Regions from separate parts of the Mus musculus genome. Here region 2 is linked to region 1. Evidence: chromatin loops called from intact Hi-C (ENCODE). Cell type or tissue: gastrocnemius. All regions are shown on one strand. Each heading gives the region's core, and the rest is flanking DNA. Links, peaks and the distances in the headings are about the cores only.

Region 1 (8,324 bases), core at 140-8,139:
TGTTCTGCATACTGGGCGGCTGCGTGTGGCTGAAAGAAGACGTAGTAAGACTAAGGTGCTTGCGTGATATGTGGTCCCCAAATAAAGGCCCTCACCACAGGGCTTTGCCTAACCCCACTGCACACCCACGGTCAGACTCCGGCTGACCCCCAGCTCTCTCTCCTATGGGGCTGTGGTAAGGGAGGTGGAGACACAGTCACCTGGGAACTCCTGGACCCCTGCTGTGGCCTCCTCTTCCCGTTTCTCTCCCCTCAACGGGTTTTGCCCCCAGTTCTTTAATCAAGGGTGGAAAGTGAAGGTGAAGGCCACTAGGGACGAAGCCTAGGGCTCAGAGAAGCCAGACCATCACAAAGCTGGCTAGAGAGGCTACTGGGCTTCCCTCCACGGCCTCTCTCTAAAGCTATGTCTCCTTGATTTGAGAACAGAGCTAGGGATGCACTGTTGCAGACCCTTCTCTGGTGACAACAGGCTGAGTGAGGGAGCACCGTGAAAAGCATTGAGAAGGCCGGGTGGCGGGAGATGGCTCGTTTGGTAAAGTGCTTTCAGAGATACATGAATTCCAAACCCACATAAAATGCCGGGTTCCACAGGCCTCAGTAATGCCAGTAGGAAGGAGGCAGAGACAGACAGATCCTCGAGGCTCCGTGGTTGTCTGGCCCGCTTGACTGAATTGGAGAATCCCATGTTTAGGGAGAGTTCTCATCTCTCCCTGAGGTAAAGCTAAGGTAAGGAGAGACAGAGAGAGAGAGAGAGAGGGAGGGAAGGAGGGAGGGAGGGAGGGAGGGAGGGAGGGAGGGAGAGAGAGAGAATGATGTCTGACACTGACATCTCTACATGCACACACACACATACACACATACACATGTACACACACACATGCCCTCACATATACACACGCACACATGCACACACACACACATGCAGGCACACATACACGCACTCCATGCACACAGAAGCAAATTCAGCCTCCTAGCTTTCAGGGGTATCAGGCCCCATCATCACCGAGTGTAAATTCCAGCTTGAAGGACAGAATTATCCCTGCAATGGCTAGAGGTGGCCTTTAATCTTCATATTCGTTAGCTACTGTCCCCAACCGGCCTATTCAAAATTACATCATTCATTCATCCATCCATCCACTCATTCACTCATCCATTCCATGGCATTCCTACACACTCACTTCCAGTACTATCGGCAGGCAGAGAGCAAGTGACTAAGGACCGCACCCTGATGGGTGTAGAGGCCATGTTCCTAGAGGGCAGCTGAGTCCGACACAGAGCTGCTCAGAGGACAGAGTGCTGCAAAGCAAGGATACAACCAAGGACAAAGTGGAGTCCCTCTGGGGCAAGGGGCCAGCTGGGTAACATCTATGCCGGGGGGGGGGGGGTCTAATTCTTCCGAGTAGCCAGATGCAGAGTCGGGGTACTGCAAACCACACATTGATCCTGGGAAGATCTGGACCTGCAGGTTCCCTGTCAGGGCAGCATCAAGAGCAGTAAGGGCAGATGGGGTGAGAGTTCCTGAGGGACTGACTGTGTGAGCCTGCCTCATTTCTACCTTATTCTCAACTGCGGCCTCACTCGATACACCATCCACAGTCTGCTTCCCAGACCACAGTCAGAAACCAGCCCTTTAACTGGGACGGAAAAGGGGACTTTGTAGTAGGTAACCTTGTCCCCAAAGTTGTTTTCCCTGTTTTTGGATGACTGTTGATAAAGCCCAGTTCCCACGACCCCCCTGTCAGGCTCCGCTAACTTGCTGGAGCCCCTCTGAGAACTCTGGGAACTGTTCCCTGGCTCTTTCTGACTTGTAATAAAGGACTAGACGTGACAGAGACAGTGGAGAGAGGAATGAATGGCCCAGGTCAGGGAGGGCACGGGGCACCCTGGCTGCACTGACCAGAAAGCGCTCAGAACACTGCCCTCTTGAGGTACAGTGTTGCCTAGCACCCAGGAAGCCCCAGCATCCCAGAAAGCCAGGGGCCTGTAATCCTAGCACTTCAGAGGCCTGGGCAGGAGGATCAGTGTCCGCCTCAGCTCTGTAGTGAGTTTGGGGCCAGTCTAGGATCCATGAGATTTTTTTCTCAAAACAAACGACAAAGATCCCCCTGTTCTCTTGAGGATTTATGTGGGAGCGGCTGGTGACATCTAGACCTTCTTCCCCTCTCAGTAAGCTGGAGGGAGGGCAGGGCTGAAAGTTCCCACCCTCTCCACACAGCTAGTTAGTTTCCCTTAGCAGCCAGCCCCATCCTCAGACTGTCCAGCAGCCCTCAGGCCTGGTCAGCCCTGGCCACAGAAAGACACCACTGCAGAATTTTCCAGGACGTTAGGAGCTGAGTGCAGGCGACTGGACAAAGGTCAAATATGCATGTGACAGCATTACAGGTACTGGCAGCTCTGGTGAGAGCCAGAGACTGAGGCACCCTCACCTGTCCCCACTTGCGACACCCACCTAGCTGACCTATCCTGGGTCTCTTCAACAGGTCCCAAGTCTACTTTTCTGGGAAGGACTTGATTGGCCTCGCTGGAATCCGAGCCTCCATTCTGGTCCAGTAAGTTATGGCCATGAGTCAAGTTTGTCTGCTGGTTGCCCACCTTCTTGATTACAAAGGGGAAGAGTTGCCAAAAACAGGCCAGACTAACAGGCTAGAAGCTAACTGTGTCCATGTGAGTTCATCCTGTTTTGGTCTTGCTTAACACACACATACATACAACACACAAACAGACACACACATATCATCCACAATACACACACATATACAACGTGCACACCAATACAAGACAAGACACATATATACACAAACATAACACACACACTTAATATACCAACAGACATACACAAATACACATATATACACATATATAAAATGTATAAAATGCACAACATGAAAAACAGACACATACACCATATACAATACAGAGCCACATACAGAAACACACAGCACACACAACACAGAGAAACACAAACATAAGAGAGACAAGCACATACACACACACAAACACAGCACACAAGCAAGCACATGCACACATATACACAGAAACACACACACACAGCACACAAGCAAGCACATGCACGCTTGTTCAATCTCTTTAGATTTCCTTTATTTTTTATTTATTTTTTATTTTTTGATTGAACTCACGTCCTCTGGAAGATCAGTCAGTGCTCTTAACTGCTGAGCCACCTACCTGTCCAGCCCCTCCTCTGCTTTTCTAAGACATCCTCATTCCTGTTGCCCTCTTTAATGGTTCTGTCCTCAGCCCTACCTTCTGCCCCTCTCCTGTTTTGCTGTCCCTCCTCTAGGTGGCTCCCTAGGACTCCTCAGTGTATGAACGATCAGTCAGTTAACCACACCAGACTCTGTAGAGCAGAGGCACAGAAGCGATGTGGAAAGCTGTGCTCTGATGTTAGCTTGTCTGGGCTTACCCGTGTAAGGAAGCAAGGCTGCCCCAGGCTCCGCCCACAGGGAAGTTAGCCATTGTGGGACTCTCTTCTAGCCCTGCCTGAGAATTTCTTGGCCAGGCTTTTTCTTGTAGAGCTGTGATGGCCATGGCCATTCCCTGCCTGGTGCCGGGACTTTGGCAGAGCCATGTCCCTAAGGATGGGATGACACAGTTTGCTTCTCAGATCTCCATCCATCATAAAGCCCTAGTGGATTACCTGAAATTTATACTTTGCTTAGTTATGTGTACAGGGCTCTGGTAGAACATGGTGGTATTCTTTTTGTTGTGGTTGTTGTTGTTTTTGGTTTTTTGTTGTTTTGTTTTGTTTGTTTTTTAAAGATTTATTTATTTATTATATGTAAGTACACTGTAGTTGTCTTCAGATACACCAGAAGAGGGCATCAGATCTCATTATGGGTGGTTGTGAGCCACCATGTGGTTGCTGGAATTTGAACTTCGGACCTTCGGAAGAGCAGTTGGGTGCCCTTACCCACTGAGCCATCTCACCAGCCCCTGTTTTTGTTTTTTGAGGCAGGGTTTCTCTGTGTATCCCTTCCTGTCCTGGAACTCACTTTGTAGACCAGGCTGGCCTCGAACTCAGAGATCCGCCTGCCTCTACCTCCTGAGTGCTGGGATTAAAGATGAACACCACTGCCAGGCAGTGTTGGCACACGCCTTTGATCCCAGCACTTGGGAGGCAGAGGCAGGCGAATTTCTGAGTTCCAGGGCAGCCTGGTCTACGAAGTGAGTTCCAGAACAGCCAGGGCTACACAGAGAAACCCTGTCTCGAAAAAAACAAAACAAAACAAAACAGGAGACAGAGGCAGGTGGATCTCTCTCTGAGTTTGAGGCCAGTCTGGATTTCAGAGCAAGGTCCAGGAGCTACACGGAGAAACCCTGTCTAAAATAAAATAAAATGTGTATAGGGGCTGGAGAAATTCAGTGGCTAAGAGCACTGACTGCTCTTGCAAAGGACCCAGGTTTGGTTCCCAGCATCTACATGGTGACTCACAACCACCTGTAACTCTAGTTGCGGTCTTCTGACCTCCATGTTTATCAGGCACACATGTGGTGTGTGTGTGTGTGTGTGTGTGTGTGTGTGTGTGTGTGTGTGTGTGCAAGCAGGCAAAACACTCATAGCCAGAAGAATAAAATAAATACATATACTAAGATGAAAAATTACGTGTATATATGTGTCTATGTAGCAATCCCTGCAAAGGCCATAGGAGAACATCAGATCCCCTGGAGCTGAAGTTACAAGCAGCTGTGGACTGCTCAATGGGAGAAGCAAACTTGAGTCCTCTGCAAAAACAAACAGAACCAGCTCCTAAGGTCAGCATTGTCTCTCCAGCCCCATCTCTGCAATGTTTATTTGGAGTCATACCTCTTGTCTAGGCCAATGCCTTGAAATCCTGTCCACTTGAATCTTTAGCCTTAAAGTGGGCAGGCCCCAGGGTGTGGGCTTCCAAGCAGTAGAGGAAGAGTTGTCAGCTCAAGGGTGGGATGGGGAAACCATTTTCCAGATGGGCGTGGAAGGCTTTCTCTTTCATTTCTTGGAAGATGACTTCCCCTCCAGCAGTTTCCAGAAGGCCCCAGGCTTGCTGTCTAACAGGAGGAGATAGTTTACAGGGACCAGTGGTCAGAGTCATCAGCCCGATGATGGCTCTTCTTAAAGAAATCTGTTCCCTTGCCGGGAGCAGTGTGCCAGTTTAGGGTTCCACATAGGGTGTGTCTTCTGCCATGTATTTGAGCCTTAGTAGTCTTTGACTCTAGGCGGGGAAAAAAGAATATACCTTTACAAAGTTAAATATAAACTGGCCAGTGGTGGTGGACTCCTTTAATCCCCACATCAGGGAGGTAGAAGCAGGTGCTGGGGTCTTGGGCTTACTCCACAAGCACTGTATAAGACCTACACCCCAGCTCTCTTTCTTTTTCTTGAACAGACAGAATAATCCTGAACCTAGTCTTACAGCACCTAGGAAGGCTGGTAGACATAAGTACAAGCCTGCCTATCTTGTTACTAAGTTTCTTAATGGTTGTCCCAACCTGGAAGTCACAGGAGGCCAATGATCCTAGCAGAGCCGGTCTGGTACCATGTAATACGGGTGGCCAGCCTCCAAGCCAAGAACAGAGAATTCCCTACTTCCCCTTGCCTGGCCTCAAGTCAGCTAATTTCCTATTTTCTTTGGTTCTCATAGCATTCCCTGGGAAATTACAGATGGACTCCCGTCTCAGTTTGGGCTTTATTGCTGTGAAGAGACAGTATGACCATGGCAACTCTTATAAAGAAAAACATTTAATTTAACCTAATCAGAGGTTTGGTCCATTATTAGTCCATTATGTCAGGAAGCATGGCAGCCTGCAGGCCAACATGGTGCTGGAGAAGGAGCTGAGAGTTCTACATCTTGATCTGAAGGCAGGAGAAGGAGACTGTGTCTAGATGTGGCTACAGCATAGAAGACAAAGCCCGAGCCCACAGTGACACATATCCTTCAACATATCCTACCTCCTAATAACGCTACTCCCTGTGGGCAAGTATCCAAACACATGAGTCTACAGGGGCCAGTCCTCTGTCAACCATCACATCCCACTCCCCAGCCTCCATAGGCTTGTAGCCATAGCAAAATGCAAAATGTGTTTAGTCCAACTTCCAAGTCCCCATAGTCTACCACAGTTTCAACAATGTTTAAAATTCTCTTCTGAGATTCATGGCAGTCTCTTAACTGTCACCCCCTATAAAATCAAAATCACAGAACAGATCCTGTGCTTCCAAACTATAACGGCCCCGGGGTAGACATTGCCATTCCAAAACGCAGGGACGGGACCACAGTGGGGAAAACCCTGGACCAAAGAAGACCAAGCCCAACTGGGCAAACGCCAAGCTTTTCATCTCCGTGCCCTGACGTCATGTCTCACACTCCTTTCAGCTTTGTCGTCTGCAATATACGTCTTTCTCTTGGGCCAGTTCCACTCCCTGTCAGCAGCTCTCCTTGACAGGAGCCCACAACTCCAGCATCTCTAACCTCTTGGGGGTCCTCAAGGCAATCCAGGCTCCACCTTCACAGCTTCATGCAATGACCTCCATGCAGAGACAGCCCTGCCACACAAGCCTGGCCTCTGCGGCTTTCCTTAGTCTCAGAGATTCCACATTCTCCTTTTTCTATCATTGACTCTAAGGCCAGAACCACATGGCCAAAACTGCCGCGTTCTGCAGCTTGCTGGGGCTGGACCATGGCCCCCTTGTTCAATGACATCATCACCAGCTTTCTGCTTCGGATAGTTTCCTTCACTGCCTGAGCTTGTCGGTTCCTCTGTAGACCAGGCTAGCCTTAAACTCAGAGATCTGCCTGCCTCTGTCTTCGGAGTGCTGGGACTAAAGCCGTGTACCACTGTGCCTAACATGTTCTTTAATTCCTTTTCACAGGATGGAAGCTTAGTTGCATGGAGTCTTCCCTGAGGTCATCATCTCCTTAATTCCATTTAAGATCTATTTTTAAAAAATATTTATTTATTTTATGTCTGTGAATACACTGTTGCTCTCTTCAGACACCTGAAGAGGACATTGGATCCCACTACAGATGGTTGTGAGCCACCATGTGGTTGCTGGGAATCGAATTCAGACCCTTTGGAAGAGCAGACAATGCTCTTAACTGCTGAGCCATCTCTCCAGCCCCCCATTTAATATCTTTAATCTGTTTATCTCCTTGAACAAAGGATTTAGCTCTCTTCCACTTCCTGTTGTCCCTTTAATCCCTGAACCACCATTTTCTTTCTTTCTCTCTACTCTCTGTCTTGTTCTCAGTCTCTGTCTCTGTCTCTGTCTCTGCCTCTCTCTTTTCTGAGACAGGGTTTGCCTGTGTAACAGTCCCGCCTGTCCTGGAACTCGCTTTTTGTAAACCAGGCTGGCCTTGAACTCACAGAGACATGCCTGCCTCTGCCTCTGCCTCCCGAGTGCTGAGATAAAGGCGAGAGGCACCATGGCTAATTTGAAGAACATTTCATCAAAATGATCTTCCTAAGAGTTCAGACAAGGGCGGAAGCTCTAGGCCACACGCTATCATTCCTCGCCTCGGAAACCTCTTGAGCCAGGCCCTACAGTTCTAATCACCCTCAGCACCACTGTCTCCCATGGTTCTGCTGGGATGGCCCCTTAAACCCAGTTTAAAAATTCCACTGCTGCTGGGCAGTGGTGGCATACCCCTTTAATCCCAGCACTCGGGAGGCAGAGGCAGGCGGATTTTTGAGTTCGAGGCCAAACCCTGTCTCGGAAAAAAAAAAAAAAAAAAAAAAAAAAAAAAAAAAAAAACCAGGGTCTCACCATGTAGCTCTGGCCTGGAATTCACTCAGAGATCCACTTGCCTCTGCCTCCCTAGTGCGGGGATTGAAGGTGCGTGCTGTCATGCCTGGCTAGAGAAGTTTCTTGTACAAAAGAAATCTGAATAATTCCTGTGATATGCGTTGGCCTCAGAGAGCCTAACTGTGTGAGTGCGTGCGTGCGTGTGTATGTGTGTGTGCGCGTGTGTGCCTGCATGCTTGTGGCAGGGGTGGGGGAAGGACCTAGTGACTTCCTTATAGAAACTACAGTAGAGGCAAAATACAAAGAACATGCAAAAGAATAATAAAAATTAGAGAGAGAAAAAAAGAAAAAACAGATAGAGATAAGAAAGGAAGGAAAATAAATAAAGGAAAACAGAAATAGAAATCTTGGCCAGGAGCCTTGATGCACACCTTTAATCTCAGCAGTTGGGAGGCCAGCCTCGTCTCAGAGTGAGTTCCAGGACAGCCAGGGCTACACAGAGAAACCCTGTCACAATAAACAAACAAACATATAAACTTTTTTCTTTTAAGAAAAAAAAAAGGAAAGAAGGAAGAAAAGGAGTCAGGGAG
Region 2 (8,287 bases), core at 1-8,000, 59 kb after region 1:
ACAACAGCCTATTCCTTGGAAATCCTATGAGGGTCACGGTGAAGTGAGAACTCAGGATTCTGAGATCTTGCTGAACTCCTGTTTCCAGCAGGCTCAGATGTCCTGATGCTCTGGGTCCCACCTAGGCTGCAGGCAGGGGGTGTGAGACCCTGACTGGCAAGACTCAGTACCATTTTTTCCCCCCAGCTCTGAGATGCACGTACCATCAGTGGCTCTGCGGTTTGGTCTCATCATGGAAGCCTACTGCAGAGGCAGCACCCACCACATGAAGGTGCTGATGAAGCAGGTAAGGCTTGGTCAGTTTCTGCTTACAAGCTTTAGAAGGCTCTCCCTGGACCATCCTCCCACCTGTGGCTGGTACCCACCACCACTTATCACCACCACCCATTATCACCACCAGGGGGAAGCACTGAGCAAGCTTAAGGCACTGAATGACTTTGTGAAGGTGAGTTCCCAGAAGACCACCAAGCCCCAAACCAAGGAGATGATGCATATGTGCATGCGCCAGGAGACCTACATGGAGGCCCTGTCCCACCTGCAGTCTCCACTCGACCCCAGCACCCTGCTGGAGGAAGTCTGGTGAGCCCCATGCCTGACCCCACCAGGGCTCCTCCCAGCCTCCCTGGCCTGCGGAGGAGCCCCTGTCGACCCTACTCTCTGGCCAGCAGTGTGGAGCAGTGCACCTTCATGGACTCCAAAATGAAGCCCCTGTGGATCATGTACAGCAGCGAGGAGGCGGGCAGTGCTGGCAACGTGGGCATCATCTTTAAGAACGGGGATGGTGAGCAGGCGGGCTAGGGAGTCTGCAGAGGCCTAACCGTCCCTGTGCCATCCTGAGGGGTGGTCCTGGGACCTAAGAACGGATACCCAGTGGGAGAAGAGAACCCACCAGACACTGGTCTCCTTCCCACACTGCAGACCTCCGCCAGGACATGCTGACTCTGCAGATGATCCAGCTCATGGACGTCCTGTGGAAGCAGGAGGGCCTGGACCTGAGGTTGGGGCCCATCCTGTAACTGTTGTGCTCTGGGTCAGCCCTTAGAACTGTGCTTTGGAAGGGGAGCCAAACTATCCTCCTCGTGTGGGTGGGAAAGGGCTGATCCCGGGAGAGACGAGGGTAGGGAGGGCAGCCAAGCATTTGTCTTGTTCCCTTCTGTATTTCCCGGCCCCTTGTGTAGAGGAAGCAGCAGCAGCTTCCCCAAACCCTGGTTATCTTGGGTACCAGGAGCCTCCGAGTCCTTCCTCCTCCTCCTCAGCCACTTGAGTGTGGCATCTCCAGGAACAGCCTTTGATCGTGACGTTCTGCTGGCCTTTCTTTCACCTAGGATGACGCCCTACGGCTGCCTCCCCACCGGGGACCGCACAGGTCTCATCGAGGTGGTCCTCCACTCGGACACCATCGCCAACATCCAGCTGAACAAAAGCAACATGGCGGCCACAGCTGCCTTCAACAAGGACGCCCTGCTCAACTGGCTCAAGTCCAAGAACCCTGGGTAGGTTTCAAGCCTTCTCCTCCTGGGAGGTGTGACGTGGGAAGGGTTGGCCTATCAGAGACAAGATGAGAGGGAAGGGCTGTGATCTACTCTGACTAGTTGGCTCTGCTGTGGGGCCGGCCTGAATCTGAATCAGCATAGCGGTTCTTGTGTGTCAGTTGCCAGTGGTTGTGTGTGATACCACTCAAAGCTTCCGACCTTAGACATCTGCTGCTGTGAATCTCGGGATACTATACATGCCTTGCTTGGGACAACTCAAGTCATCTGGGACTTCTCCCAAACCTGGAGGGTCTAAGATTGAGTCCACTGAATGCCCAGAGCCTGAAGTCAGCTATACCTCTCTTCTTGGCCTCTGCTTGTGCAGGCTGGTCCTCAGCCTTTCCCCACGGTGCGCCTAGGTGGTGGGGACAGGCTCCAGATCAGAGAGGTATTTTAGGCCTAAGCTCTGGGACTATATACTTTACATTCTGTTGAGTAAAGCACGCCAAAAGGCTAGACTCAGAGAAAGAGAGGCAGACCCCCTTCTGGTAAAGGGTTGCAGTCTGGTGTACCATGACCTCCAATCTTCCCCCTCAGGGAGGCCCTGGATCGGGCCATTGAGGAATTCACCCTCTCCTGTGCTGGCTACTGTGTGGCCACATATGTTCTGGGCATCGGTGACCGGCACAGCGACAACATCATGATCAGAGAGAGTGGGCAGGTAGGGGCGTGTGGCTGGGTGGCTTTGCTATAGGGCTGACGTCCCGTCTGGCCTGCTGGCCCCTTTGCTCTGGGTTTGGTGGCCCCGAGAACGCTGTGAGCCCTGCTGGTGTCTTCTTCGCCTGGGTCTCTCAAGGGGCATGGAAGCTCCCTGTTCTCTGCTTTCTCTTCCTCCCTGCGGCTCCCGGGGTTGGATCCCTGCTCACTCGAGGCTAAGGGCTCCACTTCGTCCCCGTCAGCTCTTCCACATTGATTTTGGCCACTTTCTGGGGAACTTCAAGACCAAGTTTGGAATCAACCGAGAGCGCGTCCCCTTCATTCTCACCTACGACTTTGTCCACGTGATCCAGCAGGGGAAGACTAACAACAGTGAGAAGTTTGAAAGGTGAGGGCTCTGCCCTTGATTATCTGTCCGGGATGCCAGGAACTCTGGGTTCAAGAACGAGGCTTGAGACGGTGGTCGGCCCTGCTCCTGCCCCCTCCCCTGGATGTTGATGGATTGGGATGAGTGACCTCCAAACCTGTTTGGCCTCCTTGGGCCATGGGGGAGGAGGTTTGTGTCTCCAGCAGGAGGCAGAGGGAGGTCATCTTGAAGAACTAGCCAACGGTGGATAACCTTCAACAACAACCTTAAGCAACAGCTCGGGGGAGGTGGGGGTGGGGTGGGAAGGTGAACACCCAGGACCTCACCTGCCCCGCCTCCCTCACCTGCAGGTTCCGCGGCTACTGTGAACGAGCCTATACCATCCTGCGGCGCCACGGGCTGCTTTTCCTCCATCTCTTCGCCCTGATGCGGGCCGCAGGTCTGCCTGAGCTTAGCTGCTCCAAAGATATCCAGTATCTCAAGGTAAGTGTCCCCGTGGGGGTCCCTTCTGCTATAAAAGCCATCAAAAGCAGCGTGGGCAGAAAAGGGTTTAATTCAACTTGTGGTCGCAGCAGTCACATCATGAAGGGGGATCAAGGGCAGGCACTGAACCAGAAGCAATGGTTTGTTCAGACTACCTTCTTTTACAACCCAGGACCACTTGCCTAGGGGATGGCACCACCCACAGTGGGCTGGACCCTTCTTTATCAGTCATTGATCCAAAAAATAAAATGCCCCAAGGGCTTAACTACAGGCAATCTGATGAAGGCGTTTCCTCAGTTGAGGAAATTTCCTTTTTCCCAGATGACTCCAGTTTGTATTAAGTTGGCAGAAAACCACCAACACAGTAGGTCAAGCCAGGGCCGAGTCAGGGCTGACCCCATGGCTGTATACTTCCTACAGCCTGCCTGGGAGGTCTGGATCCTAGTAGGGCCCCATCTGGTAGACTTTCAGGGGTACTGATGGTTGTGGGGTCCTCATGGCATCCTTGTCCTAGCAGTGGGCAGGGCCAGAGTGGTCCAGTTTGCTGGGCCTACTTATGCTGGGTGGCAGATACGTGGTAACCTTCCTTAGTCAATCCATGTGTCCCTCATAGGTGTCCACACATGCACACATGCGCGCGCGCGCGCGCGCGCACACACACACACACACACACACACACACACACACACACACGTTCCTGCTCAGTCTGTGTGAGCTAAGCTTCCTTGCACATTGTGTAAATGCTTTCATCCCACGTCCTCCATCTGTGATAACTGGAGCAGAGAGTGACAGGCCACCAGCCTAACCAGGGCATCCCCTGAAGGTCACATGACACTCTAAGGCCTCTGACATTTGAGTCAACGGGTGGACCATCTGGGTTTGGGGGTCTGAATACAGAGAGAATTTAGCATCCTATTGGGCTTCATTCTGGATTGCGTAACAGAGCAAAGTCCCTCAGTGTCACTCTGCTGTGTGTGGTTTGTCCAGGACTCTCTGGCACTGGGGAAGACGGAGGAAGAGGCGCTAAAGCACTTCCGGGTGAAGTTCAACGAAGCTCTCCGAGAAAGCTGGAAAACCAAAGTCAACTGGCTGGCGCACAATGTGTCCAAGGATAACCGACAGTAGGAGGCGCCCCCTGGTGGTCATACGGCGGTTCCCTCCTGGCTTTCAGCCCTAGAGGTAAAAGGACAGTCCTGGAGACCAGGCATGTCCAGTGGTCACCAAAGGGACCCCAGAGCCTGAACTGTCCCTCATGGGGAAGAACCACACCACTGCTTCTTGTTTACACTGGTAATTTATTTATGACTCGAAATGTTTAAGGAACAGAATAGCCATAAATGGAAGTGCATTTCTGTGCAGGGGAGGGGTGATGTCCTCATGATGTCATCCCCGGTCAGCACTGTAACAGCACCTTGAGGATCGAACCCCTAGTCTTCCAACCTGTGGGTCTTGGCCCAGCAAGGACAGTTCTTGGGGCCTTCTTCCCAGGCTCCCAGCAGGCTGCCTGGAACAAGCCTGGCGGTCACCTGGTGCCTCCATCCTCAGCTCACCTCCGGCCACCGTTGTGTGGCCTACCCAACCAAGCCTCCGGCAGCTCTTGAGGAAGCCAGGAGCTTCCCTCTAGACTCAGGCACACTTGCTCGGCACTGCTGAAGCGACCTCTTGGGTTTGGGTACGGGAACGCCCTCACCTCTCATTTGCGGGTAAGAACACGATATGTAGACTCTGTCCCTTACCCCGATGGCTGGGGTAAGGGACCTGGCCTCCACTACAGTTAGTGTATTCCAGGCCTTGAAGCACTCAGACCGGTGCCCCATTTAGCTCCGTGTGGTCACGAATCAAGACGAAGGGCCAGCCAGAATTGAAGTCCTCTTCGAAGTTCGTGTGAGGGGCACACAAGGCAGCTTTATGGACGGACAGGACTGATCTCTTCCAGAGCTGAAATCGCAGAAGGCAGCTGGGGAGCTAGGCTCGAAAAGTGTGAGCAAGGACGAGAACGGAATTCAGTGTAGTCTGGGCAGTCAGAGGAACTCGAGAAACGCAGTCTCGGCCTCCTCCCAGGGATCCAAACGCCAGCCACCCGCCCGGCTTTTAGAGAGCCCAGCTCAGGGGTCGCACATGCTTATCGTCCCACCCCAAGCACATCTCCATGTATCAGCTGCCACCTCAGGACCTGGATCTCCCGGTAGCATTCTGAGACTTTGAGAACCATCACCGCTGTCTCGCCAGCAGCCCAGAACATGGCTCAAGGAGCCCCTTCATGTTGATGAGCCCAGGGTCCAGCAGTGAGCGGTGGTGCCTCCGCAGCACCCGCTGAACCCCTAGTCTGCCCCACCAACTCTGAAATAGGAAACGTGTCTGTGTGTGTGTATGTATGTATGCCATGTTATTTATTGAAAAGAGTCTAGGTGCTCTCTGGTGTGGCTGCAGATTCTGCACAGGCTCGGCCTTTCTGGGTTGGGTGTGTACTTGGCTGGAAGACGGGTTTTTTGTTAAGTTTTTTCCTCTCATTGATGGGGGCTGAGACCAGTTTGTGCAACCTTGACACAACAGGTAAAGACAGGTGAAAAGAAATAAAAACGTTTTTATGTTCTTAAGTTCTTGGCTCAAATAACAAGGGGACTTGGGGGGATACAGTGTACTGGTTGAGCCCTTGTCTGCGAAGTGCAAAGCTTCAGGTACATTCCTTAGTACCATAAAAATTAATAATCCTTGCCCGGCATGGTGGACATCTGTAATCCCAGCACTGAGCAGGCAGAGGCAGGAGGATTGCTTTAAGTTTGAGCCCAGCCTATCTTCATAAATCCCTCAACCCCTGCCCCAACCCGTACCCAACAAACATGACAGAATGGACCCCACTCAGGCTGGAGTTAGAACCAGAACTTTATTATAACGCATACACTTTCTGACCTAGTGTCGATATACACATCTTAAAGGGGACCCTGCGGCTACTGACACGACAGTGTCCCTCTCTTCGTTAGCCTGTTTCCATCTAAGAAAGCAGCTACAGGGGACAGGACATGGGAGGGCGGCCACAGACAGCACGGCGGCATCCTTCGAACTAGCAGCAACAGCAGCGAGGACTGGATGTCCCAGCTGGAGCAGTCTAAACTCTTGACTGTGAATGAAGAGCTGTGCTGTGTGGGTGGTACCTGCTGTCTCCTATCTGCTGGGTCTTAGATCTTAGCCCAAACCCAACAGCACGCGGCATCCCATGGGGCCTCTGGGGAGGAGAGAAAAGATTGTTCTGGAGCATTGTAGCAGTTTATCTTTGGGCCTCGGGGTCTCCTTTTGGTGCTGTTGTGCAGACTTGCTCAGAACCGTGGTCTTCCAAGCGAGGAGCCTGACCGCCTGCACCTTTGCTGTCCGTTCCCAGCTACACCATTTCACCAACAGGGAGGCTCACGTTAATAAGCAGAAACCATGTGGCTGCCAGTCACAGGCGTGTACAGGAAAGGCCAGGGGCTTTGGCAACATCCTGGCTGTTCCCAGCCTCTAATGTGGTTGGAGGCTCGTGGGGCTGGCCCCCCCAGACAGCACTTGAAAGCCATGGCCCCGGCCACGTGGCTGTACGGAAACCCTAGCAAGGGTGGGCCCCAGTGACTTGGGCCTCTCCAACCTGGTTTCTTGGGAGGGAAGAGGGAGGAAGAGGCCCTCCTGGCCCCGCATTCTGACTTTACATTCCTGTCCTGGACTACTAGCACAGAGGACACACAGAATCCCAATTTATTTACAAAATATTAAAAAGTCGGTTGGCCATCTACATATTAACCCCCTCTGCTCTCCCACTTTATACATGCACTAGTTTGGGAAAAAAAAATAAAAAAACTTTTAAAAATAAGAGAAATGGTTACTGACTGCGTGGGAGTAATTTTTCACCCTCTGTCGACAAGTCCGCTCAGTGCGGCTTCTCTGGAGGTCCCAGGTGCTGGTGTCCTCTCCCTGGCCGACAGGGAACTCCAGACACACTTGGGGTCTGAGGTGCTGTGGGGCCCCTGCCCTGGGGAGGAAGCGCCAGCTTCTAGCAAAACTGCAATGGTGATGGGCGGGGAGGGTGGAGCCGGTGGTCCCACACACCAAGCACGGGAGGACTTTGAGCAGTGGGGGAAGGGTCTGCAGACCTGCTGGTCAAAATGATTTTGTACATCGTGGACCCGTGGGGCTGGGAGAGAGTCTGGAGAGCAGGCGCTGAGTGCGGGTTTAGTAGCTGAGTGTGGAGTCATCCCATTCCAGCTGTCGGGTGGCATTCTGGCCGTCTCCGGGGCCTCCTTCCTCCTCCTCACTGCTCTCAGACTCGGCACTGGTGATGTCTTCCTCTTCCTCCCCATCTTCGCTCTCCTCCTCCTCCTCCTCCTCTTCCTCCTCCTCACTGCTGTGCTGGTCCTCATATGTCTGGCAAAGAGACGACGGCGTAAATCTAGCCTGTAGCCCCATCGCCCAGTGTCTATCTACTAAAAGCCACAAAGGAAAACACAGCCAACCCCACAGTGACAGAAGGGCCTGAGTGGTACTGGGAGTCGCCTCGCCAAAGTGACCCGGCAGGTGACGCTCTCATTAGCAACATGGATACCACTCACATGGGATGGGGTGCTCAATGCAGAGGGGCGGAGCTTAGTCCTGTCATACCACGGACATCTTGGGGTAAAGAAGCCAAGAGCGTCAGTTGCCTGCCTATGCTACTCACGGAGGCCTTCAGCAAGGGCTTCCTCATCTGAAGGTGACCCCCCTAATCTAATCTCACTGACCCAACCTGCAAGCACATGACCAGGGTCTGGGTCTCCGTGGCGCTTTGTGGTTGGCCCTTCTGTGCCTACCTCCATGGGGTTGACGGTGATGGTCAAGGCAGAGTCATCCCAGTCCATCTCATTCTCCTTCCCCGTGTCCTGGTCCCGCATCGTTCGCTGATGTGCAGCCCGGATCCGAAACACCCCCAGGATGATCATGAAAACCAGGAAGCTGACACACACCACAATCACCACTGTCGCCGTGCTGGGGACAACTGCCATGGGGTTTGAAGACCAGACACACAGCTTTTGTGACGCTGCTTACACCCAAAGAGCTCCCCCCATCCCATCCCTCCTTGGCCTCCTCAACTACTCTAGGTAGGTCAAATGGAATGTGTCAGAGTGCTTCCTGACTCCTAAACCCTAGGAGGAAGCCCTAAGCCTGCCTTCGCTCACTGGCTGCTCTGTGGCAGTGGTGAGCGAGCTTCCTTGTGTAAGTGACAGCATTGGGGTAGTTGATGGGC

Evidence for each region. Peaks named below come from ENCODE experiments on the same cell type or tissue, not always from the same donor. Only the 100,000 strongest peaks of a DNase experiment are listed, where the experiment ranks them.
Region 2: it touches region 1 in a loop (6-fold over the local background); 27 of 42 quality-filtered maps call a loop at or near these places.

Annotation. Positions count from the first base shown.
Region 1 is chr4:149,705,768-149,714,091 of GRCm38, reverse strand. No RefSeq gene overlaps it. Among named protein-coding and RNA genes, the nearest start is that of Tmem201, 28 kb to the left of the region's middle. In gastrocnemius, for the core only: CTCF peaks have their summits at 1,922 (motif pointing left) and 3,290; a DNase peak (open chromatin) is centred at 1,914; H3K27ac peaks cover 320 bases.
Region 2 is chr4:149,646,517-149,654,803 of GRCm38, reverse strand. It overlaps Clstn1 (calsyntenin 1), which reads right to left. Exons shown (of 19, transcript NM_023051.5): 18 at 7,854-8,038; 19 at 5,905-7,431. The coding sequence ends at 7,240. Pik3cd (phosphatidylinositol-4,5-bisphosphate 3-kinase catalytic subunit delta) reads left to right here. Exons shown (of 22, transcript NM_001164052.1): 14 at 187-286; 15 at 401-579; 16 at 669-781; 17 at 919-997; 18 at 1,326-1,493; 19 at 2,070-2,193; 20 at 2,432-2,577; 21 at 2,907-3,039; 22 at 4,027-5,636. The coding sequence ends at 4,164. Among named protein-coding and RNA genes, the nearest start is that of Mir7023, 4.9 kb to the left of the region's middle. In gastrocnemius, for the core only: CTCF peaks have their summits at 392 (motif pointing right) and 4,178 (motif pointing left); DNase peaks (open chromatin) are centred at 408, 1,440, 4,169 and 4,507.